2 separate regions of the Homo sapiens genome follow, and region 2 is linked to region 1. A link is a contact called in ENCODE Hi-C or POLR2A ChIA-PET data. All regions are on one chromosome and are shown on one strand. Each heading gives the region's core, a stretch centred on a gene start or an enhancer-like site at or near the end of the contact. The rest is flanking DNA. Distances are from core to core; before and after follow the strand shown.

Region 1 (4,039 bases), core at 667-3,166:
TGACACTTCAATAAAAGTTGCTGCCTAATACCACTGGCTTGCCCTTGAACTCTTCCCTGGGCGAAGCAAAGCATCCTTTTGAGCTAAGCCCTAATTTTGGGGCTCACTTGTCCTGCATCATTCTGTTCTATAGAATGTCCCACATGTTGGATTTGGCTGATTGATTTTTTAAAGTGTCATTTAATTCCTTAACTCTCAAACTCACCTGCATGTTGGAATCACCTAGGAAAGTTGGCCAGGCGTGGTGGCTCACACCTGTAATCCCAGCACTTTGGGAGGCTGAGGTGGGCAGATCACTTGAGGCCAGGAGTTTGAGACCAGCATGGTGACGCATGTCTGTAATCCCAGCTACTCGGGTGGCTGAGGCACTAGAATCACTTGAACCCAGGAAGTGGAGGTTTCAGTGAGCCAAGATTGCGCCACTGCACTCCAGCCCTGGGTGACACAGCAAGACTCTGTCGCAAAACAAACAAAAACAACCAAAAAATGTTATTAATGCCTGAGTCCCATCCTGTGACATTCTGATTTAATTGATCTTGGTTGCAGCCTAGGTATCAGGATGTTTTAAAAGCTCCCCAGTGATTCTGTGTGACACAGAGTGTGAAAACTGCTAACTTAACTTATTTCTGTAAATATTTGGATCTAGAAAAGTACTTAGATTCAAGTTCACTTATAAGGATACTTCATGGGCAGTGCCCCCTACCTTCTGTGGTAGCTCATCAAGAGAAAGATATTTTGTAGTATTTTTCATTTGCAACAGTCTTTGGGACTTCTCATTTTCTTAAGTTATGTTATTTCTTAATCCTTGGAATGTAGAGGCATAGGCAAAGAAAGAAAAACTCAAGAAAGTACTGACATGATATTTTTTCCCCTCATAAACTACTGAACTTGCATTTTGTAGCTTCTCCATTCCACTGGGCAGAAAGGGGCTTACTGAAGTGTCCAGTCAAATAACTTACAGTCAATTATGGCTTAAAATCGAGTCCCATCTAGTTCAAAGAATTCTCAGGGCTTTCTTCTATTATAGGATAGGCCTAGTTTATCACATGCCAGGCACTGTTCTAAGCACTTTACACAAGAGTGCTCACAACATTATCTAATCCCTAGTAATGCCTACAACATCCCTATCTACTATTACTTTCCCTATTTACAGATTGGAAAAGTCGGGCACAGGGAGGGTAAGCCAGGATTACACAGGTAACCTGGCTACCTGCGTATCTAGCCACTGTGCTTGACTGTGATTGGGGGCTGGGAAGAAACAGGAAGGAAGAAAGCAGAAGAGAATGGGGTCCCTGAAGCCAGAGACTAGAGAGTTTCTGGAGGTGGAGAGCAGCATAAGCCTGATTGCCAGAGAAGCAGCCATGGAATGTGCAAAGTGGTGAGTGGGGGAGTGGGACAGTGTGTTGAGGATTAGTGGGAGGTGAGGGCTACAGTCAGGGTCGGGAGGAGTAGTCTGGCCTTAAGGAGGAGGAAAAAAAGTGACAGATTAAGGGGGTGAGTGGGGAAGGACCAAGGGCAGCCACTGCTCGCTCCAGGCAAGTGCCTGGTGATGTGTTCTGCTGCTTTGATGTTTCTGAGAGAGACTAAAGGTCCCCCTGCCAGGGTTCTTGGGGCTCTGGGGAACCCCTGCTTTCCAGCTCAATTTTAGTGTCAATTTTATGCCAGCTGCTTAAGCAAGCTTTACATAGGAAAGAAATATGAGCCGCAGCGGCATCCTTCCAGGATTTAAAGGCTCAGTCCTATTTCTTATGATCCAAGGTCTGTCATCCTTTCCTTCTCTATCCCTTAACTGCCTTCCCTTGCGTGGAGGTAAGGACAGGGTAGCTAATGGGTTAATTCGGAGACAACCACCGAGAGAAGCTTCCTAGAGCGCCCAGGAAGTGGCCTTAGTTCCCATCGAGACTTCCTGTGCCCCAGCCTCAACTTCCCTCCTATGTCTGGAGAGTGATCACTTTCACTCCCAAAGACATCCTTTGGTGATACTTACTGTGGGATTCAGAGTGGGGTGCAGAGGACGACCCTGCAAAGGCACGGACTATAAGAGAGATCTGTGCAGCTGCGCCTCAGGGGGTGTCCTGGGCCCCTGGGCATGACAGGAGGGGGACCACTTGCAGTTCTACTGGAAAATTTACCACCCTTCCAGAATCCTCTGAAGATATACAGGTCGCAACTAGAGTGAGACCCGAGTACTGCCTTGGGTCAGAATGGCTAGAGAACCGAGAAAAAACGCAGCCCTGGACGCCCAGTCTGCAGAAGACCAGACGGGGCTCCTGACCGTGAAGGTGGAGAAGGAGGAAGCCTCCGCCTTGACGGCGGAGGTGAGAGCACCCTGCAGCCCTGCTCGGGGCCCCGAACGCTCCCGCCAGCGCTTCCGAGGCTTCCGCTACCCGGAGGCTGCGGGCCCCCGCGAGGCGTTGAGCCGGCTCCGAGAACTCTGCGGACAATGGCTGCAGCCTGAGATGCACAGCAAGGAGCAGATCCTGGAGCTGCTGGTGCTGGAGCAGTTCCTGACCATCCTGCCGGGGAATCTGCAGAGCTGGGTGCGGGAGCAGCATCCAGAGAGCGGGGAGGAGGTGGTGGTGCTATTGGAGTATTTGGAGAGGCAGCTGGATGAGCCGGCGCCGCAGGTAGAAAGAACAGGTTTAGTATCTGAGCGCTGTGGTCTGTTTCCTCCTGAAATCCCAGATCGGAGCGAGGGGCATTCCTTTAAGGTCCAGGAGTTCTTCATCTCTTTTTGTACTGTGAACCTCCTTGGCAGTAAGGTGAAGTCCCTGGACTCCTTCTCAGAATTATATTTTTAAATATATAAAGAAACTATAAAGGATTACAAAAGAACACAACTATATTGACATACAGTTAGCAAAGAATTAAATTTGTATTAAAGTCATATATGTGGATTTTTATTACTGCACTAAATAATAAGACCTAGGGACAGGGCTTATAATTGGCAATTTCAAAATGGCGATAAGCATCTATTTGCCTGGTTGTAATGTGGTGTGAAAACGTGCAGGTTTTGTTGGTGACAAAGTCCTGGGTACTGCTTATGCTACCTTGATTTGTTGCTTCCATTCATAATTGAAGGAAATGTTAACTCTCTCTTAAAGACCAGTAAAAATAAGATTAGTTTTTGTCCTTTCTAAGTTCATGGACCACTTGGGAGAAAGTCCATGGACCACTGGTTATGAACCTCTGGTAGAAAGTGGGCCTATTTTTACCTCCATGTTCTTCCCTGTTTTATGAGGGACTGTTTCCTCTTTGCATCGTCCTGTGTCCCTGTGCACACAACTTCAGAGGACCTGTGTGGCCAAATCTTCTAACTGGTGAGCTGGATACCAAGGTTCTTGACTTAGGTCTATTGCACGCAAGCCCTGTAGCAGTGGGAAGTCATTGCAAATCTCTTAGCTTCATTCTTCATAAAATATGTGGGAAATTCTGAGCTGCACGTGAGACAGTAACTTGAAAACTGTAATTTAACTATCAATGTCTGGAAGGAAACCTGCTTTTAATGAGGACATAACTATGTGCCAGGCCCTGTGTTAGGTGATGTCACATACTGTGATCTTATTTACTGGTCTCCAAAACCTCATAAAGTAGAAATTATTATCCTCATTTTTCAGATTAGAAAATATATTAGTATTGAGAATTTAGCACCAGTGTCCAAAGGGTTTTCGTAAACACACAGATGTATATAATGAGGGAGCCTAGAGTAATGGTAAGAACACGGGATCTGGAGTCATTCTGTCTGAGCTCCCATCCTAGCATTTCCACTTATTAGCTGGGTGACATGGGCAAGCTGCTTAAACACTGTCCACCCTTGGCTGGGTGCAGTGGCTCACGCCTGTAATCCCAGCACTTTGGGAGGCTGAGGTGGGCGGATCACCTGAGGTCGGGAGTTCGAGACCAGCCTGACCAACATGGAGAAACCCGGTCTCTACTAAAAGTACAAAACATTAGCCGGGCGTGGTGGCACATGGCTGTAATCCCAGCTACTAGGGAGGCTGAGGCAGGAGAATTGCTTGAACCCCGGAGGCGGAAGTTG
Region 2 (4,445 bases), core at 270-2,769, 150 kb after region 1:
TGTTCATTTAAATAGATTTTTTGAGGGGGAAGTTCTTGAAACAAAAATAATTATTTGCAATTTTTATCTCCTACAGCAATAATGTCCTGGAATAGTAAAGTCATGTTGATAAAGACAGTGGAATAGTAGTATCACATTAGCAAAGACAGTTGAATAGTAAAATTATGTTAACATAGGTAGGGGGCTGTGTGCGTAACTGATTTAGGCAGGGCCTATCTGTTACCCAGGATTAACATGGTGGGCAGTGGTGAAGGGCATGGGCTGAGGATTCCAAAAGCCCTGGGCTCGAATGTTGTCACATTCTCTTATGTGTAGTGGCTTAATCTCTAAATTTTTATTCCTTTTCTGCCGTTAAAAACAAGCTTCTAATTTTGTTTGTAACTTTTTATTTTGAACTAATTTTAAACTTACAGAAAATTTCCAAAAAGGTATAGAACAGTCCCTATATCCTTCACCCAGCTTCCTATTATATTAAAATCTTACATAACCATAGCACAATTGCAAGGCCAAAAAATAGTATTGGTACAATGTGATTAAACCACAGACCTGATAATATAGGGTTTTTTTTTTAAGAAAAATTACAAAAAGCATTAGATGCAGTGCCTGGAAAGCATTAGACTCAGTGCCTAGCACTTAGTAAGACCTCAGTAAAGGATTGCAGTTATCTTTATGACCTGGTCATCGAGGGGCTGGCAGGGGAGACCACACCTGGTGCTCAGGGACACTTCTCTGTTTTTTGGCACACAACTTAGGACCACGCAATAAGGCCCTCTACTGCCTTCTCTGTGCTTAGCTTCTGTTACCCAATCGGCATCTTTGAAAGACATCTTCACTTCCTGGGCTCTAAGGATTAATTCAGGGACTTCTGGAGCAGGTTTGGAGAAAGGCTGTTTCAGGAATCATTCAAGATAAAGGACATGGAAGCGGGTTCTACAGGTTGCCTTCCACTAGTTTAGATCTTTGAAAGAATAAGGCAAAATACAGTGTTAACCAACCAGACTACAAACACTTTCCCTGTTTATTCTGTAACATAAACGAAATGGCAGATCATCAGTGGACAACCATAACGAGCCTCGGACTCGGGAAGATCTGGCTATGTTCCTTAAGCCATCAGGGCCTGACAGATCACAAAAAACTTCCAATAGTCGGCGGTCACGTTGGAGAAAAGGGTGGTCCGCATAGACCGACCAGGTCGGCATCTGTGAACCAGAGTCGGACTTCGCAACGTCTGGGGAAACGTCCGGCCCGCGTGGGGGAGCTGGGCTCCGGTTGGCTAGGGCAACCCCGCGGTGCCAGGGCCGGGACACCCACCAGTCTGCCCCGTGCAGTGTCTCGGACGGCGCTTCCAGCGCGGGGCTAAGCAAGGACGGGGCTCCTCCCGCCCGCACCTGGCTGAGCTGGGGGACTCGGGCGGCGGCGTCCTGCTCTCTTCCTGCCAGTCTTACTACCTGGGCTGGGTGGCAGCTCCAGCCCAGCTCTAACTAGCTCCTCTGCGCCCTGCCTGGCCGCTGGCGGAAGTGCGTCTGCGAACCCCTTCCGGCCTTGCGCCCCAGCTTCCAGCGGCTTCAGAGAGGTGTGCAGCGTGTGGGGTCCCCAGTGCGCGCCGCGGAGTCTCCAAATGGGGTCACTTGGGCATGGGGTTTTGTTTCACAACTTGTCTCATCCGAAAGAAAGGGTTTGAGTTCCAGCTTCGCAGCGTTGAGTCCGTCAGTCCTCCCCGCTCAGGTCGGCAGGCGGGAACCTCCCCAGACTTCATTTCTGTCCACCGACCTGGAGTTTCAGTTTTCTCACAAAAGTACACTTTTCCCAATCACTGTAACCATAAATGGCTCAAAATAAAAATGAATTTTTTCTTGACTCTGGAAAACAAATGTAGAAAGAATCAGAATTGTTTCAAACAAAAAGTCATAAAAGATAAATGCAGTCCTCTATTAGGTTAGGCCCATGTTATTAATTCTTGTTCTGCTTGATGTTGGGTTAGTAATCTTCATGAATCCATCAGTTTTTTTTTTTTTAAGAGTTCTGGAAGTTTTTAGCTAGTCCAGTGGTGTGATTTCCAAAGTTATCAGAAACCTGCATTCAAGAGTACTTGGCAGTGTCCTTTCCATGAATTTCCTTTAAGGAAAATAAAATTTTAGACTGTAGCGAATTGTAAATCACTTTTTGAGAAGTAAAGTAAGACAATAATTGTCTGTGGATGGCAAAAGGCTTAGAGTAGCCATGGTTAAACACACAATTAACAAGAAAATCTGGTTATTTCTGTAGCCTACAAAATTTGCCATAATCATAATTATGACTGATAACATATACCAAGACACATCAGAATTTAGGAATATACAATTTCGGAACACATGTTAATAACACATTTATACAAATGTGACTGAAAGTTTTGGGTTTTTTTTTTTTTTGCCTTTTCCCACATCTTCTAATCAACAAAAGTTAAATGCCATTTCTTATTTGACAGTGTTTCCTGTGTGATTTTAACCAAATAAGCCTAATATGTCTCTCTTGGACTATCAGGCATTCCTTATAGAAAATACTTAATTTTAGAATTTGAAATTTGATTTTGGGAATTATGTCAAATATCAAAGTCTTAAAACCTTTGATATCAAAACTAAGATCACAGGTCATAATAATCATTTATTTAGCCAAAGTGATAATTGAAATATTTCAAAAAGCGTAAACCTTTACTCTTTGAAAGAGAGGAGATTCAGTTTTTCAAACAAGAATCTGTCTCTCTCTCTCCTTTTTAAATTTTTAACAGTTTATTCAAAAGATGAACACTAGTCTTATATCTCTTATTAATACTATATTGTTCAAGCAAGAAAATAAAATTCTACTTTGTATCAGTGCATTGTTAATATTAAACCTAATTTTAATAATACCTTATAAACAGATCCATCTATTCTCATCAGCTTTGACCATGCAAGATAAGATTTCCACAAACTTTGTATAACCTTTTACAATTTTTCCTATTCTCTTTCCCCAAATTCCTGCATCCACTCAGTTTATTATTCTTTTTAATCCTTTCACTTTAAAGCAACCATTTTTTAAAAAATTTTACTTTAAATTCCGGGATACAAGTGCAGAACATGTAGGTTTGTTACAAAGATGTGTGTGTGTCACGGTGGTTTGCGGCACCTATCAACTCGTCATCTAGGTTTTAGGCCCGCATGCATTAGCTATTTGTCCAAATGCTATCCCTCCCCTTGCCCCCATCCCCTGACAAGCCCCCATGTGTAATGCTCTCCTCTGTGTCCATGTGTTCTCATTGTTCAACTCCCACTTCTGAGTGAGAACATGCAGTATTTGTTTTTCTGTTCCTGTGTTAGTTTGCTGAAGATGATGGCTTCCAGCTTCATCCATGTCCCTGCATAAAGGACATGATCTCATTTCTTTTCATGGCTGCATAGTATTCCACTGTATCTATGTGCCACATTTTCTTTATCCAGTCTATCATTGATGAGCATTTGGGTTGGTTCCATGTCTTTGCTATTGTAAATAGTGTTGCAATAGACAGATGTGTGCATGTGTCCTTATAGTAGAATGATTTATATTCCTTTGGGTATATACCCAGTAATGGGATTGCTGGGTCAATAAGTATTTCTGGTTCTGGATATTTGAAGAATCACCACACTGTCTTCCACAGCAGTTGAACTAATTTACCTTCCCACGTGTAAAAAGCGTTCCTATTTCTCTACAGCCTCGCCAGCATCTGTTGTTTCTTGACTTTTTAATAATCGCCATTTTGACTGGCATGAAATGCTATCTCATTGTGGTTTTGATTTGCATTTCTCTAATGATTAGTGATGTTGAACCTTTTTGTCTTATGTTTGTTGGCCACATAAATGTCTTCTTTTGAGAAGTGTCTGTTCATATCCTTCGCCCACTTTTTGATGGGGTTGTTTTTTCCTTGTACATTTGTTTAACTTCCTTGTAGATTCTGGATATTAGACCTCTGTCAGATGGGTAGATTGCAGACATTTTCTCCCATTCTGTACGTTGCCTGTTCACGCTGATGATAGTTTCTTTTGCTGTGCAGAAGCTCTTTAGTTTAATTAGATCCCATTTGTCAATTTTGGCTTTCGTTGCAATTGCTTTTGGAGTTTTCATCATGAAGTCTTTGCTCATGCCTATGTCCTGAATGGTATTGCCTAGGTTTTCTTCTAGTGTTTTTATGGTTTTGGGTTTTACACTTAAGTCTTTAATCCATCTTGAGTTAATTTTTGTACAAGGTGTAAGGAAGGGGCCCAGTTTCAGTTTTCTGCATATGGCTAGCCAGTTTTCCCAGCACCATTTATTGAATAGGGAATCCTTTCCCCATTGCTTGTTTTTGTCAGGTTTGTCAAAGATCAGATGGCTGTAGATGTGTGGTGTTGTTTCTGAGGTCTCTGTGTTGTTCCATTGGTCTATATGTCTGTTTTGGTACCAGTACCATGTTGTTT

What was found. A loop is a pair of places that touch in the nucleus more often than their neighbours do. ChIA-PET counts read pairs that join two places held with the same protein, here RNA polymerase II (POLR2A). Pooled maps may share reads with other maps.
Region 2: a map of CD4-positive, alpha-beta memory T cell shows a loop between it and region 1 (9-fold over the local background). The contact joins the enhancer-like site here to the promoter of ZKSCAN4 in region 1. A Hi-C loop is called at or near these places in 3 of 168 maps with a recorded cell type or tissue (CD4-positive, alpha-beta memory T cell, CD8-positive, alpha-beta T cell and naive thymus-derived CD4-positive, alpha-beta T cell), 2 of 37 single-sample maps with no recorded cell type and 11 of 50 pooled maps. POLR2A ChIA-PET finds 5 or more read pairs at or near these places in 21 of 52 experiments (AG04450, B cell, CD4-positive, alpha-beta T cell and 18 more).

Annotation. Positions count from the first base shown.
Region 1 is chr6:28,250,146-28,254,184 of GRCh38, reverse strand. It overlaps ZKSCAN4 (zinc finger with KRAB and SCAN domains 4), which reads left to right and starts at 1,916. Exons shown (of 5, transcript NM_019110.5): 1 at 1,916-2,627. The coding sequence starts at 2,205. RefSeq lists enhancers at 2,108-2,157, 2,288-2,357.
Region 2 is chr6:28,101,850-28,106,294 of GRCh38, reverse strand. No RefSeq gene overlaps it. Among named protein-coding and RNA genes, the nearest start is that of ZSCAN16, 21 kb to the left of the region's middle. RefSeq lists an enhancer at 577-716. Within about 2 kb of position 1,519, at least 36 of the 41 ENCODE cell types and tissues checked have a DNase peak (open chromatin) inside an H3K27ac peak, as active enhancers do; they include B cell, CD4-positive, alpha-beta T cell and CD8-positive, alpha-beta T cell, where a contact is called at or near this core.